Linked DNA regions of Homo sapiens: region 2 is linked to region 1. A link is a loop called in an ENCODE intact Hi-C map of the cell type or tissue named here. Cell type or tissue: endothelial cell of umbilical vein. All regions are shown on one strand. Each heading gives the region's core, and the rest is flanking DNA. Links, peaks and the distances in the headings are about the cores only.

What was found. Peaks named below come from ENCODE experiments on the same cell type or tissue, not always from the same donor. Only the 100,000 strongest peaks of a DNase experiment are listed, where the experiment ranks them.
Region 2: a loop joins it to region 1, with 7 times the contacts of the local background. A loop is called at or near these places in 3 of 110 quality-filtered maps.

Annotation. Positions count from the first base shown.
Region 1 is chr6:154,609,235-154,618,284 of GRCh38, reverse strand. No RefSeq gene overlaps it. Among named protein-coding and RNA genes, the nearest start is that of CNKSR3, 100 kb to the right of the region's middle. RefSeq lists enhancers at 355-524, 2,417-2,923. In endothelial cell of umbilical vein, for the core only: no CTCF peak of the experiment used is centred there; DNase peaks (open chromatin) are centred at 3,494, 3,954 and 4,764; H3K27ac peaks cover 2,039 bases.
Region 2 is chr6:154,429,491-154,438,540 of GRCh38, reverse strand. It overlaps CNKSR3 (CNKSR family member 3), which reads left to right. Exons shown (of 13, transcript NM_173515.4): 5 at 5,034-5,075; 6 at 7,950-8,069. Among named protein-coding and RNA genes, the nearest start is that of CNKSR3, 77 kb to the left of the region's middle. In endothelial cell of umbilical vein, for the core only: no CTCF peak of the experiment used is centred there; DNase peaks (open chromatin) are centred at 4,550 and 5,550; H3K27ac peaks cover 1,421 bases.

The sequences.
Region 1 (9,050 bases), core at 2,789-5,288:
ATAATTATGGTTAATACTTACTTAGTGTGGACTATATAGCAGGCAGTGTTCTAAATATTTGAAATATATTGTTACTGACTCTGCGCAACAACATGAGAAAGTTCCAATTATTATCTCTGTTGAACAGATGCTGAAATGGAAACCTAGAGAGATTAAGTAATCATGTTTAATAATAAGTATTGGAGCAGGGGTTTCAGGCCAAGCAGCCTGGCTCAAGGGCCCATCCTCTTATCATGCATTTATGACAATGTAATTGATAAGCACATAGGCTACAAGGAGACAAACCTCAAGCTAATACCGCCAAGAGCGATTACAGTTGTATTATTATCATGTTATTTGATTTAGTTCTGAGCTCTGAACTTCAGGGATACAATGAAAACTCAATAGAGTTTACTGTCCAGCTGAAAAAAAACCAATATAGAGATGCTCAGAGATAGACAACTGGGCCAGGATGTGAAAGGCAGGATATAGCGGCCATCTTTGTTTTAACTTCTCTATGCTTGAGTATTTTTGTAAATTACCTCACATGTGTCATTGCCTTAACTATCCAACCCTATCATTCCGTTTTCCTCAGACTTGTCTGAAAATAGGTGTTGGCTGTTTTTGAAGGTCGAGGCCAACCTCAAAGAGTAAGGATTTTTCACCACTGAAAAATTTCAAAAGAATATGCTGTGGTCTGTGAAGGTAATTCTAAAAGAAGCTCTCCTACATTTTTAAACAATGGAAAGCTCACTGGAAAAAGCGGATGTTCTCCGGGACTGACCTCTTTAAATGGAGACATGCTCTTTAGATGCTCTAGTCATGGATATTTATTTTTAAATATGGTGTGTTTTATGGTTAGAGTTCATAGATTACTTAAAACAGGATTAACCTCTTAATACATTGCAGAGATGATTAAACTACATGCCTATCCTTTGCTTGCATTCTTCAAGAAAAGTGATGCAATATATTTTCCTTTTGGTTTTGAATCCACAGTTGGTAAGGATATCATTTGGTTTTCTATCCTAAAAGTCTATTTGTATGTCATTATTCTAGATCAAGATTGTGCTATAGAATAGATTCTCCTGACAAAAGGAAAATTCCAACTTATCCCATGAATAAAAAATAGATTCTATTTGAATAATCGAACAACATGCCAATATTTTCCCTTTATTTCTCATTTTACTTTATTAATCTATTGATCTATCAACTAGACTCCCAAAAGGTCAATTAAAATGTCAATATATTTTTGTGTAGTATTGTCATTATTATTTCTTTCTTTCTTTTTTTTTTTTCTCGAGACAAAGTCTCACTCTGTCCCCCAAGCTGGAGTGCAGTGGCATGATCTCAGCTCACTGCAACCTCTGCCTCTTGGGTTCAAGTGATTCTCCTGCCTCAGCTTCCTGAGTAGCTGAGAATACAGACATGTACCACCACGCCCGGCTAATTTTTGTATTTTAAAATTTTGTAATTTTTTGTATTCTAAAATTTTGTAATTTTAGTAGAGATGGGGTTTTGCCATGTTGGCCAGGCTGGTCTTGAACTCCTGACCTCAGGTGATCCGCTCGCTTCGGCCTCCCAAAGTGCTGGGATTACAGGCATGAGCCACCACACCCGTCTGTCATTATTATTTTATACAAATGTTAATCTTGCCCTCCAGGTGCATTCAGAGAGGCAAAGTATTCTTTTGGTACCCAGTAAGGCTCCACTCTTTCCTGTGGGCCACAGTACAGGATTATGGAGATGGAGTTGTGTTGGAATTGACGGTGGCTAGTTGAAGACTGGACTGTGGCCCAAGCTCCTTTCTTCCTATTCCGTAAACCTATATGTTACTCCTACATGTTAAGTGGGTATTCTGGGTTCCAAAAAAATTATGTAAAAGTCACAAAAACATTTTTAAACATTCAACAATCAGCCATTTTGATTCTTGAATTGGGCATTATTTCCAATCAAGTAAATTTTGGCAAAAATTTTTTTAGTTGTGAAATGTTTATTAAATACCCACTATGTAGGCCAGGCATAATAATTGCATTTTATCCTTATTTCTCTGCCTTTGGAGCTTGGATGTTGCTGTGAATCTGAAGAACATTTTAGATTTCCTCACACGTGAACTGGAGGCTAAGGTGGGATGGATAGTGAGCTATTTTTTTTCCATATTAATTTTTAAGTTTTAAAGAATTTAAGTTTTAATCAACTATAACTTTATATGAAAATGCTCCTCATTAGGGTAACCAAAAGCCCAGCTGTTTTAGGCCTGAAGAGAGTGATTTACTTATCTCATGTAAGTGATTTATTGAGAGAGAAGCCTCTACCGAAGTGAGGAAACAGCAAGAGAAGAAGCAAAGACGCGGCTTTTGCGGAAGCCCAAGGGTGGCTCTGCAACGTGCGGGGCGCCCCATACGTGGCCCCCATCCAGCAGGGGGGTTGTGCTCTGCAGCTCCGCCAGGGCCTTGCCGGAGGCACATCACCTCCTGGAGGCAGCAACCTCCCAGGAGCTGAGCACGGTTCTTCCGAGAAGGAGGCAGCTGTGAGCCACCAGCAGCCGCCACTCACCACAGCAGTGGGGTGGAGGCACTGCCTGGTGAAGGAACTGGGCAAGACGCCAACAGTGTCCACAACAGGCTCCAAGGAAGCCGGAGAGGGAGCAATCAGCAGTGATCTCAAAGAAATGAGAAACTGCCATTTGGCTGCCTGTTGACTTCTGGAATTATCCAGTTTAGGTAATAAAGAGACGTTGTTTATTGATTGGGAAAAGTGAATCTGCACATAACTGTGTTTAAAAATCAAGAAGCAAAGGGGACTTGAATACTCTTACCATAGACTTTTGAGAAGTTGAAGTTTATTGCTAATTTAGTAAACCTGAGATCAAGTTGTCCATCTTCTCCTAAACTGCTTTTGGTACCTTTCTGGGGGAAGTGGAGTCTAGTTGAAGATAAAAAAAAAATTCCCAGCAACCAATATCTGTTTTATTAGCAACTGAAAGGAAAATTTTTTTTTCTTTTTAAAAAGTAATGATTTGATTTATTTGATAAAATACCAGAACAACTGCATGCTCATTGGTATCATTCAGAGTTCTAAGAGGTAAAGAAAGACAATCATTTCATCTCTACACACCCTCCTGAGGTTACCACCATTAAGGGTTTAGTATTATTTTACCCATTTCACAATGTGAATATAAACACAGAAAACATACAACATTCTTAGGGCTTCCTTTTCTATTTTTTAATAAAAGAGAGTACTTTTTTTTTTTTAAAGTAGATATATGACATGGTCTGACCCAGGGTTCAGTGAGCAGGCTTTGTGCTTACTCTGCTTTCAAATGATTAAAAATAAAATTCCATGCGTAGGGACACAGAGGTAAGGGTCATAGGATATCACATCTGGTCAAGAGGAAACGTGGCCCTCGGTCAGGGGAAGAGGACTGAAACAGCGGCACTGTGAGGTTGATGCCCTTGACCACAAGATCAGTCTTTAGGGTTTTGAACTACTTAAGATCCTGACTATTTTGAAGTCACTTTGGCAGTGAGCTGACATGTTTTATTTTTATGTTTTGGACCATATCTTTGGCAGGCTATCTGTTGTTCTTCCCTATGACTCTATGCAGAGGCAGCATCAACATTTCCCTTCTTGAAAACAAGCTGGTGTTTTACTTTAGTAGACACTACCCTGAATCCCTGAGTCAAGGAACTGTTTAGAACTGAAAGGGGACCATGCAGATATGGCCACCCCACTCTAGGCCAGTGAGTGTGAGACACGTGCCCTTGTCCACGCAGCACGTCGTTTTGAGGTTCTGATAGCTTGTCCAACCTCCTGGCACTTCACTGGCCCCACTTGTGTTTTACTATTTTACTGATGAGGAAATAGAGGCTCAGAAGTTTGCATAACTCTCCCGAGGTCACACAGTTAGACCGTGGGATGCTCTTGAGTCTGGGTTTGTTTAACTCCAGATGCCATGTGTCTTTCACTGCATCATATCCACCCATAATCCTGTGCCCGGATGTTTTACCAAATGGTGGAAATGACACATCTATCCACATGAAACAACTCTATCCAGATATTGAGTTGAGAGAAACAAAGTGAGTCAAGATTGAAGTGGATATGATTAAAAGAAGGTAGGATTGCAAGCCACTCGATTTGAATTCCAGGGCAGCTATGTGGTCCTAGACAAGTCACCTAACTTCACTGGCCTCAGTCCCTCATTTGGTAATTAAGGGTGTGAGCAATAGAGTAGAAGTTCCAGTGCTAACATTTCTGATTCTGGTTGAGGAAGCTGGAAGGAAAGCCATATGAACTTGGTCTTAAAGGGAGAAGTGAAGGAATGGCTGACGGACAGTCCGGATTGAGGGAGTAAAGTAAGCAAAGGCTCAGAGATGAGTTCAGACACACTATATTCCTGGGACTGTGATAGATCTCATAGCATTTGTTCACAAAGTAAGTTAGTGTGCTTGGATAAAGGGCTAGACCTATGCCAAGTAGGAAGTATTTGGAGACACCTACATACCCCACTCATTGTTGTGGATCTCATATCTATTCCCCACCCTGCCACCCCACCATAAAAGCTTTCTTATTATCCACTCTGAGAAGGTGAATTGGAAGTTTAATAATTCTTAAGAGAAGCTTTTTCTTATTGACAAGGAAAAAGATCTAATGTGGACTAGGGATTTGGGAAACTTGTGCACATGTGCTGAGTCAGGAGGTTTGAGCTTATCTCTCCTACTATCTGGTTGGGTGTCAATTCCATTGAAGCAATAATTATGAAGGGCTGATTACACATATGACGTTATGGCTAAAAGCAGCCCACAGCCTAATGAGTCATGAGCTAAAGGACTGTGAAACTCCTAAGAGCTGTGAGCAGGAGCTATGGGAAGTGAGTGGCTAAACCAGGCCAGAGGCACCGGAGAAGACTTCCCATAGCAAGCGTCATTTGAACTGTACCTTGAAAGAAGGAAAGAGGAAGGAGGGAAAAACAAACCAGATGAAGGGAAGAGCATGAGGAAAAGCACAAAAGCATGACGTGCACAAGGTGATCAGGAAATGACAAGCCCTCTCTGACACTGCAGGATCCGCCACATGGAGGGTTGGAGAAGGCACGTCGTTGAACATGGGCTAAGGTCTCATCCTGGCTCTTCATGTTCTGAGCAAATGTTTCTGAACTGTTAAGGCACGTGAATGGCCACACCATGTCCTGTGGCGTAGCGTGGGATTCTGCAATTGTACCCAGATTGTCGTCACATTATGGTTGCAGGACAGAAAAAATGGAATAAGGCATCTGACTGAAATCAAATGGCAAACTGAGCAGGTTTATTGAGGTTAATGGGCTAAAACACAGAAGGGTGTGGAACCAAGTAGGGAAAGAACTAAAATGTGGTTTTCGTAAACACTTTGGAATAAAATTGTATTGTACAAATAAATTCAGATCCAGTCAGAATCATCAGAGATGATTCAGTAGTTCAGGAAATAAAAAAATCGATTTTTATTATGTTGTTCTATGTTGAAACCTTGTTAATTGGTCTTTAAATTAAAACTAATTAAATGGACACACCCTACTTCAAAAAAGGCACAGTTAAGTGATGGGTGTTTCTTAAAGTGGGTTTAGTACTATTGTTCTTGGACTGGAGGGTGAGGGGTGCCCCCTTATGAAAATAATTTCAATACATACTTAAAAGGTGATTCATTGTTTAAGAGTAGAAGTTTGCACATTTATATTTTTCATCTGAGGGCTCGGAAAATTATGTATTATATGTATCTAGGTTGGTGCTCATTCATTCATCAACCATTTATACCAAGTCCTTACTATCCTTGGTACTTTGCTGGTAGGAGGAAGAAAATTTCTGGGTAGAATACCATGGGGTTGCTTAAGAATCTCAATAAGAAGACCAAACAACCAAGCCGCAGTTTAAAAGTATTATGTAAGCATACGCAAATTTTAATTTTATTAAATATTTACATATGTAAATATTGGAGAAGCTGGGGCAAAAAATCGCACAGTTCCCCGAAATAAAACTCTGAGAGCTATTTTTAGCTCTTCTTTCTTCCTTCATCTGCTCCCAAACCACCCCATCCAACCCCACACTAATTCAATCTGTCACCAGTTCCTACCAAGGTTACCTCTGAAGTGTAATTGATTGGTTATTTTTTCTTCTCTTCTATCTCTGCTTTGGGCCTATTGTCTAACGGGAATTTGGTTACCTGATGAGACATATAAAGCCATTAATCTCCTTATTTGTAGACATTTCTGGGTTTGCATAAAATAGCATTGCTCAGCACAGTTTTACCCACTTTGTTCATCAAAGTATGTACCAAATGGCTTTTGGTCTTTTTCAGTCATATATCCAGATCAATGGTTCTCAAAGTGTTCCCAACATCCCTGGCATCCTTGAAACCTTTTCAGGGGGTCTGTGATGTGAAAATATTTTCATAGTAATAGTAAAACGTTATTTTCCTTGTTTACCTTCATTCTTTAAGAAGTAGAAAGTGGAGTGTTTTAGAAGCTACAGGACATGGGATGTCCTATCTCTGATGGCTAATGGAAAGTGTCCTTAGGCATTCTTGTGTTTTAAATTTGTCTCAAGTTATACTTATAATGTATTAAAAATAGATATAACCCACAACAGTGAAAACTCTCCGGGTTCCCAGTAGTTTTTAAGAGTGTAAAGGGCTCGTGAGAGAAACTGTTAGGATCGTGGGCCTACGTGAATGCCTTCCATAACTGGGCTTCCTTCTTCTCATGCTTCTCTGATCTCACCTTTATTCTGATCATCCTCTACGTGTCATCCACACTGACAACAGAGTCATCTTCCTGAATCTCAGGTCTGGTAGTTGCTATGAGTTTAGAAACTTCCAACAGCTTCATGTTTTTTGTGGTTTTTTTTTTGTTTTTTTTTTTTTTTCCCCACAGAATGATGCCTTAGATCAGCACTGAGATGCTGTCACAGTCTGGCCTAAACCTTCTTTTTTTCCAGTTTCAACTTTCACTACACATCATCTACACTATCCCCTAGACATATGCAGCTGAGGTTGGCCAAAGATAGCAATTCAATGAGTATCCTTTCTTATACCTTCCCAGTTAAGATGAAAAATTCCAGAATCTATAGTCCCAAAGTATAGTGTTTACACCTTTATTTGTCACTTACTATAGTTTGACTAGTGTGATAACTGTGTAGCTCTTCTTCCACCCCTTGAATGTGAGTTCCTTAGGGACAGGACCTTGTCTTTTTATTCTTGCAATACCTCAGACCTAGACAGTGCTAGGCTTATTACATTTAATAAAAACAACTTTATTGAATACATGGTTGAACAAATTATTGCGATAACCAGATTCTATTGTCTACATATGTAAGCATTTTGTAATAGGTATGAATTTAGTTATACAATATTAAGACTGATTTTTGAACCTGTTTTCCTGGTGAGACATATAAGACCATTCATCTCCTTAGCGGTAGACATTTCTGGACTTGTATAAAATAGCATTGCTCAGTGCATTTTTACCCACTTTGTTCATCAAAGTAGGTACTAAATGACTTTGATCTTTTTCAGTCACATATCCAGCCTCAAAGCATTGAGATTTGCCAGCACTGAGATTATGAAAAGGAATATGTCTTATGACTTTGGACTTAATTACAGTTCTGTTCTATCCCATTCAATTCAACAGGCACTTATTGAGCTAGCAGCTCTGTAGGCAGCTCTGCGGATATGGAGACGAATGATACAAGACTCCTGCCTTTGAGAAGCTCACAGGCTAATCTAGAGAACAACGAGATAAACACGTAGACACAGCTCATCATGATAAGGGTAAAAATAGGGAACAAATGCAGGACCAAAAAATGATGAATTCTCTCTCAGGGAGGTGGTGATATGACGGTAAGAAAAGGGTTTTCAGGGAACGTGTCTCTGAAGATAGGATTTTATGGAGGAATTGGAATTTCTTAGATGGATGAGGAATGGGAGTAGAAGGGGGAAGGTTTCCAGCAAGAAGACATTTGTCTCGAGGAAAGTGGTTTAGAGGAAACAGTTGGAGGCCTCGATCACGAAGGTCTCATTTTACATGTCTGGATCTGATCCTGTAAGTGCTAAAAAATTTTAAGTGAACAATTCTAAAATTATCTAGAGTAGTAACATCAGGGTTGAATGAAGTGTGTGCCTGCCAGGAGTACTAATTTGGAAGGCTTACACTGATTTGAGTATACGAGCTCTGATATATTTATTTTGAAAATCAGTTTGTTTATTTTTTATTTTCTGTATTTTTAATGGACCATTAATAATTGTGCAGTTACAGCATTTTAGACCACATTTCATACAACAGATATCTTTTTAAAAGCTAATTTCTTACTTATGGCTTTCACTTAATTTTACAGATATTTATTGATCATCTACTATGTGTCAGACACCTTTTCTGTGAACTTGGGAAACACCAGTGAACAAAACAGACAAAGATCCCTGCCCCCATGCATCACACATTCTAGTTTTCTTACTCTATAGTCCCTTCTTGAGGGTTTGTGTGAAGAAACTGCCCAGATATTAGGATGGGAAAGATGCTAGTGAAGTTAAAGCATAGTGACTTCTCTTCCCTTTCTTATTAAGAAAACCTTGAAAGGTGCATTTGCAGGTGGATAGGTGAGGAAAAGGACATATTGTGGCAATGGGTTACAATGGGTTACGACAGAAAACCCTTGCTTTTTCTCTTGACCCGTTTACCAGTGATTTAAAAATTGGAAGTCTTTAGGCCGGGCCCAGTAGCTCACACCTGTAATCCCAGTATTTTGGGAGGTCGAGGTGGGCAGATCACTTGAGGTCAGGAGTCCAAGACCAGCCTGGCCAACATGGTGAAACCCCATCTCTACTAGAAAAAAAAAAATTTAGCCGAGTGTGGTGGCACACGCCTGTAGTCCCAGCTACTTGGGAGGCTGAGATGAAAGGATTGCTTGAACCCAGGAGGCAGAGGTTGCAGTGAGTTGAGATCATGGCATTGCACTCTACCCTGGGTGACAGAAGAGAGCACATACCTCCCGCCCCACCTAAAAAAAAGTCTATATTTTTTAGAACAATTTGAGATTCACAGGAAAATTGAGAAG
Region 2 (9,050 bases), core at 4,144-6,643, 180 kb after region 1:
CAGAATGGGAATACAAATATTTACCTTACCAGATAATTTGGTGGGATTTCTACAAGTTAATGTTGAGTTAAAAAAGAAAAAAGGCAAAAAAAAAGTGTGGTATGAAGATAAATGGTTACCATAAATACCTAAAATGCATGTGTGTGTGTGTGTTTGTGTGTGTATATATAAAACACGCATCATCCTATACAAACTTGTATACGAAGTAATATGTAAATACAGTGGATAATTTAGAAAAAAAGTTGTGTTTACTCTGGCAGGGGGAGAGAGAGGGAGGGAATGTAGGAGCCAAGGCAAAAAAAGAGAACAAAAAATTTTATTTATAAAAATCATGTATATGACCACATTTATGTAAAATTAGATACAGATAAATAATATAAAATACTTAAAAAATAATACCTACTCCAAAAGATTGTTATGAAGATTAAATGAGATATAACATGTGGGCCAGGTGCGGTGGCTCATGCCTGTAATACCAGAACTTTGGGAGGCCGAGGCGGGTGGATCACGAGGTCAGGAGATCGAGATACAACATGTGAAAAGCACAGTGCCTGCTTCAGAAGGAGTAGACTGTGGTAGGAAATACAAAAATCTTGCCTTGTACTTGTTTTCTGGAATCAAATTTGATAGTTTAAAGAGAAGAACTGGACAAATATACTGCCCTTATTCTCTGGTATTTTTTTGTTTTAAATTTGAACAGTTTTGAAGGAGTAAGACTGATATGTAAATATATATCAGGATATCATTTTCTGAACTTAGATTGAAAAATATGTTTCTTGACAAGTGCTCTTGACAAGCGCATGTTCTGTAGTAATTGAAGAACATAGCTGGGAGAGGTGGCTCACGCCTATAATCCCTGAACTTTGGGAGGCCAGGGCGGGTAGATCACCTGAGGTCAGGAGTTCGAGACTAGTCTGGCAAACATGGCGAAACCCCATCTGTACTAAAAATACAAAAATCACCCAGGGCATGGTGGCGGACACCTATATATCCCAGCTACTTGGGAGGCTAAGGCAGGAGAATCACTTGAACCTGGGAGGCGGAGGTTGCAGTCAGCCAAGATCGCGCCACTTCACTCCAGCGTGGGTGAAAGACTGAAACTCCATCTCAAAAAAAAAAAAAAAAAAAAAGAACATAGGTGCTTTGCCAAATGGTGATATTTGTGCATCTGTGCGCTCAGATACATACAAATTAGAAATTACAAACTTGATAAATGAGTTGAGTGTGGCTTACCCCATGTGCGTTGTGATGGTAGCAATGAGATTGAACGTGCCAGGGGACTTCACATTCTCTTGCAGCTGCTTGACAGAAGATCTGTTGACTCTTTGGGAAGACATCTGTCTTTGCCATTTATTCCTTTTAACTGGGGAATTGGAGGAATAAAAGTTGTATCTCTTTCCAGTGACAAAGAACATGTTCTGTCTGAGCCTTTATTCTTGGTGTCCTTGTCTGTGAAGAGACATTTGCTTGTCCCATCTCTCTTCTACATCTTGCCGTCCCCCCTTCTTCTTCTTGTGGTGACATCCTTCCTTCCATCCATCTCTGCATCCTTCCTTCCAATAATAATTTATGAGTCCTCTAATTTGAAGGATACATATTGCTGCTTCTTTTCTCCTGCAAGGAAACTGCACATTTCTTTTAAGAAATTTCTTCATTTCTTAACATTTTTTCAGCTGTAGTCCTACACCAAGTACAAGGATAGATCTTCCCGTTCAGTGTTGAGGCTGTAATTTGAGATGAAGGACCCCAAGGTGGGAAGGGATTGAGATCTGTATTTCCAGTGTAGTCTCCTCATGTCGGATGCCATGAAAACTGAAATAGAGACGGCAAGAGAGACACAATGGCCCTGGCAGGTGCTGAGTTTCAGTCTGGAAAGAAATAGGAAAATGACGCCAGATGTGTTGGTGCACACCTGGAGGCCCAGCTACTAGAGGCTGAGATGGGAAGATCTCTTGAGCCCAGGAGTTTGAGACCAGCCTGGGCAACATAACAAGATAGTATCTTAACAACAACAAAAAAAAGAATTAGGAAAATGAGCAATATTTGTCCTTGAGAAAACTGAATGGAAAGAAAACAAGCCTGCCAGGCTCAATGGCTCAGGCCTTTAATCCCAGCACTTTGGGAGGCCAAGTTGGGAGGATTGCTTGAGACCTGCCTGGGCAATATAGTGAGACCTCTATATTAAAAAAAAAAATTAAGGAGTTAGCCAAGCGTGGTGGTGTGTGCCTGTAGTCCCAGCTACTTGGGAGGCTGAGGTGGGAGGATTGCTTGAGCTTGGGAAGCGGAGGCTGCAGTGAGCCATGTTCATGCCACTGCACTGCAGCCTGGGTGACACAGTGAGACCCTGTGTCACATACACGAGAAGAAAGCAAGCCATGGAAGCAGAAGAGGAAAAGACTGCTGCTGAGTGCTGACTGTGTCTCAGGTGTCTATCCACACTTGACACATGCCATCACACCGAATTCTCAGCAGGTGTGCATCCACGCTTGACACATGCCATTGTGCATCCACGCTTGACGCGTGCCATCACACCAAATTCTCAGGTGTGCATCCACGCTTGACGCGTGCCATCACACCGAATTCTCAGCAGGTGTGCATTCACACTTGACGCGTGCCATCACACCGAATTCTCAGCAAATCTCAGAGGTAGGCTTTGTTATCACCCCATTTTAGAAAGAAGGAAACTAAGGCTCAGAGAAGTTAAACCTACTGCACAAGACTGCTCAGTTCCTGAGAAGGCAGAATAGGAGGAGAGGCAGGGGGGTGCTGAGTGCCACCCAGGCTGGGCCTCTGCTGCCAGGTGACCCAGGGCTGTGAGAAGCTCAGCTCACTGTCCAGCCTGGGAGGGTCGGTGACTTGGTTTTGCACTCATTTTTCCATTCCATTGCCTTCATGCCAAAAAACAATGTGAAGTCATGCCTGCAGCTGCTTCCTCTCGGCAGGAATGGGTGTGGGAACCACGTTCACAGTGGCGGGAGGTGAGAGGGAGTCCTTTCACACGCCAACTGGAACAATTTGGGAGGCGGGAAGCTCCTTGTGTTGCTGTCTCCATCACCACCGCAGTCACCACTGCAGGGAACCGATATTCTTGGTGGCCTCTTGGATCCCTCAAGGAATCAAGTTGTAGGAACCTTGCAGTCACAAGTCTACCTTGTTCTTGGGCTCTGGTGTATTGAGAGTTGGTCTCTGCCTCTAGGTGATGGTCTCCCTGAAGTGACAGTGCTTGTATTAATTTAGAGATTTGTGGGCCGGGTGTGGTGACCAATGCCTGTAACCCTAGCATTTTGGGAGGCTGAGGCAGGTGGATGGCTTGAGTCTAGAATTCAAGTTCAGCCTGGGCAACATGGTGAAACCCCGTCTCTACAAAGAATACAAAAATTAGCCAGGTGTGGTGGTGTGCACCTGTGGTCCCAGTTGCTTGGGAGGCTGAGGCGGGAGGATCACTTGAGCCCAGGAGGTCAAGGCTGCCGGTGAGCTGAGATTGCACCATTGCATTCCTACTTGGGCGAGAGAGTGAGACCTTGTCTAAAAAAAAAAAAAAAAAGGAATTTGTAGTGAAAGATTATAGACACAAAGATAAAGTATTAGTTTTATTTCTAGCACACGATCACATATGTATACTGTGTTTCTAAGGTTGAAATGTGTTTAACAAGTCTGCCAGACAGTATTAATAGGGGATGAGCCATAATGGTAGTTGACAGTTTAGTTTTATCTACAAGATAGAATTGGAAAAGCACATTTGGAGCTATAATTATTCCTGTTTACAGAAGCCGCTCCTGTAGTTTAAGATAATATCAAATTCACACATGTAAAAATACATTTCTAAATTTATTTTTTTTAAGTCTTTTCTCTCTAGGCTGCTCTTTTCCTGAGAGTCAGTATAAATTTTAGGAGCAGTCATTATTATTGTTTCCTACATTTTTATTTAGTAGAAAAAATTTTAAACAAATGTAAGAAGACAATAAAAGTCTGATTATTAAATCATATAGAGTAGAAACTGACAGGCATCTTCCTCCTTCAGAAGTAGTAAAAAATGACCTAAAAATGACTTTTTGATTGACGTGAAAAATCTTCACCTGACAATTCCAACACAGTTGATTAACATTTTGTCATGTACATAAAAGAAATTAGCATTATCTTTAAGATTGTCCTAACTTGGGATTATAGTTAATAGGGCTGAATAAACTCTATAGAATCTAGTTGTATCGATTTTTTTTTTCTGCATGCATTCTGCAGTATAGGTTGAAATCCTTTGCTACAGATGAGTTCTAGAAGGTTAACTGTGAAAGTTTCACATTGGCAATTTCACTTTGGCAGCTTTTAGACAAGACAATGGTGATTCCTATAATCAGCTAACCCAGTTCATACAGTGTTCCAAGCCTTTTGTTCTTAAGCTGAATAAATAATGCTTTGCATTCCAGCCCTTTATTTCATGTCATCAATAGCATACCTCAAGACCACTTTTTTGTCAGTGTGTTAATGAATGTTTTGTTGAACCCTTTTCATCTATCAAGGACTGAAATATCTGATTTAATCTCAGTGGTGCTTAAAATAAACTTTTGTGGCTGAGTTTACTCAAGCCCTTATTTGAAAGCTATTCTTATAGGCAGGCCCAGAGCTAAAGACTGCCAGCTTGTTGGCCCACTGCTGTCTGTTCCTGGGGGCACATTGGGAGCCGTCGTCAGGTTTCTTGACTTGGACTTCTGACTTACTACTCTCTGGACAGTCTGGAGAGTAGGTGGATTTCAGTTCAGTTATTTTTGTAAGTTTTCAAATTAAGTAATTGGCCAAGTGGGTTCCTTGGATGAGAACTCCTTAGGTCAGGGGAGAGCAGGACCTTCGGAAGGTGCAAACGTCAGCTCTGTTCCCACTCTGCCCTCTCATTCCCATCCCAGTCCTGCAGGACTGTGCAGGCTGACGGGTGTGTCAGGGACCGTCTTGAGCTGCAGAAAATGTCTAGAAAGCTAGGCCAACAGTTCTGAACGTTTTTAACTCTTGTACTTAGTATTCATTTTCTCCATCCCCTTCTTTAGGATTGCTTTGTAGCGGAAATGGAGGATAAAGTTTTAACTGTGGTAAGTATACATTCTAAAAGTTATTGTAAAATTCATTTTCCAAAGGCAGTGGGAATCACATTAAGTAAATGCCCTGTGGCTAATTACTTCAGGAGATACTTTGAAATATTGGCTTTTGGGACATGAGTTTTTAAATTTAGGTGGAAGAGAAAGCATAAAAGTTATTTAACAAGACCAACTACTGTGAAAATTCCTGTGCTTAAATTAACTACATCGAGTCTCTGTTTTATTTTTTTTTCTGAACATTTTATCAGGATACAGTTATATGTATATTGCTAGCTAGCCTGCTAGTCAGGATTGAACTGATGTGCAAATTTCACTTTAGGACCATTTTGATTTAAGAAAAAAATTCTTGGCAAAAACCTTATGATGGAGGGGGGATGTGCTGTAACTGTTTAAGGAGCATTTTGTAACTATTCATCATCACTTCCTCCTTTTGACATACGCCAGCCTGTGCTCTTTTGATAAGGCCTTCCTCCTACTGATGTTGAGGAATTTAGCAATGAAACTGCTATAAATATATTTTCCATAAATAGGGAGGCCAAACAAATTGGAGGAATGTAAAAAGTATCACTTCTTGGATTCTCCCCCTTGGAAAGAAAAATCACTCTTTGGAATTTCCTGATTTCTTTGGTTGTTTAATTTTGAAAGGTTAGATGAGTCTGATTGGGGAAATACCACACGTAGCCACTGTGACTTCTATAAGGAGACCACTTAATAGGGATCCTCTCATTGTCTCTTTAGTTTTACCTTGTCAGTGTTTGGCATTCAAAGAATGTGAGTGATCACTAAAAAGATGATAGACCTAAATGTAAAATGCAAAACTATAAACCATCTAAAAGATAACATAGGGGAAAATTTGGGTGACTGTGTTTTGCAATGAGTTTTCAGATAGAACACCAAAAGCATAATTCATGAAAGAAAAATTGATAAGGTAGACTTCATTAAAATTAAAAACTGCTATGTGAAATGCACTGTTAAGAGAATGAAAAGACAAGCCACAGACTGGGAGGATATATATTTTCAAAACACCTATCAGATAAAGGACTTGTATCCAAAATATACAAAGAACAAGAACAAAATATACAAAAAACAAGAATAAGAAGACAAACAACCCAATTAAAAAGGAGACAAAAGATCTGAACAGGTACTTCACCAAAGAATACATACAAATGGCAAATAAGCCTATGAAGAGATGTTCAATGTCATTTGTATTAGGGAATTGTAAATTAAAACAACAATGAGATACCGCCATATACCTATTATATAGGCTAAAATATGAAACACTGACAACACCAAACGCTGCTGAGGTTGTGGAGCAACAGGAACGCTCGTTAATTGCTGGTGGAAATGCAAAATGGTGCAGGCAGTTTGGAGGACAATTTGGAAGTTTCTTACAAAACTAAACATATTCTTACCATATGATCCAACAGTTGTGCTCCTACATATTTACCCAAAGGAGTTGAAAATTTACATCAAAAAATGTGCACAGGATGTTTATAGCAGATTTACTCAAAATTGCCAAAAAAGTTGGAAGCAACCTTAATGTCTCTCAATAGATGAATGGATAAACAAACTGTTGTACATCTATAAAATAGAATATTATTCAGCAATAAAAAAGAAATAAGCTATCAAGTCATGAAAAGATATGGAGGAAACTTACAAGTATGTTGTTAATTGAAATAAGGCAGTCTGAAAAGACTACATGCTGCATAATTCTGACTATTTGACTTTCTAGAAAATCAAAACCACAGAGACAGTAAAAAGATCTATGTTTGCCAGGGGTTCATGGTGAGGGATGGGGTGGTGGATAATTAGGTTGCATACAGGGGATATTTAGGACACTGAAACTATCCTATATGATACTGTAATGAAGGATACGTGACATTAGGCATTTGTCAGAACTCATAGAATGTACACCACAAAAAGTGAACCCTAATATAAATTATAGATGTTAGTTGATAATAGTGTCTCAATATTAGTTCATAATTTGTTTTTGGTGGCTTTTTTTTTTTTTTTTTTTTTGACAGAGTCTCGCTCTGTTACCCAGGCTAGAGTGCAGTGGTGCGACTCGGCTTACTGCAACCTCTGCCTCTGAGGTTCAAGCAATTCTGCAGCCTCAGCCTCCCGAGTAGCTGGGGTTACAGGCACACGCCACCATGCCCGTCTAATTTTTGTATTTTTAGTAGAGATGGAGTTTTGCCATATTGGTCAGGCTGGTCTTGAACTCCTGACTTCAGGTGATCCCCCTACCTCAGCCTCCCAAAGTGCTGGGATTACAGGCATGAGCCACTGTGCCCGTCCTAGTTTGTCATTTATAACAAATGCACCACACCTAGTACAAGATGTTAATAATAGAGGAAACTGGGAATGGAGGCTGGTGGTGGAGGGGATATATGGGAACTCAATGTACTTTTTGTTCAATTTTTTTTTTTTATAAACGTGAAACAGCTTAAAAAAGTAAAGTCCATTGAAAAAATGGCTTAGTCTCAAAACAATTTTTTTTTTTTTTTACCTTGTCAATATTTGGTATTCAGAGACTGTGAGCAATCATTGAAAAGTCAGGTAGGTGGTTGGGGAGAGATGATTCCACTTCATTGCTGAAAGGGGATTTCTGCCTGGCCTGTGCTCTTCAGTGGCCATAAAGGAGCTAATATAAAAGCTGCCTTTTCTAAACAAAGCTGAAATAGTGGCACTATTCCCACAGATGGTAAACATGGAGTCTAAATGCCATGCATTCACTGAGCAGAATTATCAAAATGATTGCCAACCAGAACTAACAATTATAGGTGAAATGCATTTCTCTAAAAATCAGCTTGAGATAAACTTGGTTAATGATTGAACTTTCCTGACTATTTGCTTCTCCAATTCTAGGTCAAGGTTTTAAATGGCATCTGTGACAAAACAATCCGATCTACCACAGATCCTGTGATGAGCCAGTGTGCATGTCTGGAGGAAGTTCACTTACCAAACATTAAACCTGGGGAAGGCCTGGTAAGTTCTAATAACACTTGTTTTATTTTCAGATAACATACATCATCATTTACTAAATTTTTAAAAAAATTCCTTATTGCTTTCACTATAATTCTGAAAAGCAGAATTAATTTAGACTGCCTTCCATTATGTAATTAGGAATGTGCTATCTTGAATCCTGTTGATATGTTTTCTATCCACAAAGTATAAAAATAAATACAGTTTAAAAACTGTATACTCGTATTTTGAAGATAACACTTTATTTTTAGGACTTAGCAATGCAAGGAAATATAAAACACTTACACAAAGGAAAGATGGTCTCTGGGTACAAAAATAACATCTGCTCTGAAAGTATTAGCACTTAGGATGAATGTGAGAAGGGACTGGCTGAAGGCAGTGATTCTTAAGAAGGGTTTAGAAATGTTTCATAAGTAATATATGAGCTATATCATAACAGGCTGTGGGACTACATACAAGTGATCTCCTAGTACCTAGCGTGCATCTTATGGGATTAATTTGCTGAAATTTTCGTGAAGAAGCTGTGAAGCCCATTAATTAGCTTAGAGGCTTTGAGTCAGAGAGAGCTGGGTTTAAATCCCGGCTCTTGAGGGACTTAACCTCTTTACATGTCAGTTTCCTCAGAGGGTTGTTGAAAGTATTGTATTAGATTGTGAATGCCAAGTACCAGGCACCAAGCATATAGTACGTGTGCATTAATGTGGCTGCAGCTACAGTTGCTGGTATTGATGATGTTGAGGAGAAGGAGGAGGAGGAGACGGGGGAGGGGGAAAGTATCTAATGTATAGGTAGCTGTCAGGAGCTGTTAAGGCAGTCTCTGCTCTTAGAAAAAACAAAAATCAACCAATTGTTGACAGGCCCACATTCTTAGTGAGCAGAAAAATGCATATTGGTACTGCTTGGCTTCAAAGCAAATGATGGATTATATCAGATTAAGTTTAAACAGGGAGGACTTCCTGGAGGTAGGTTTATAGTCACATATTT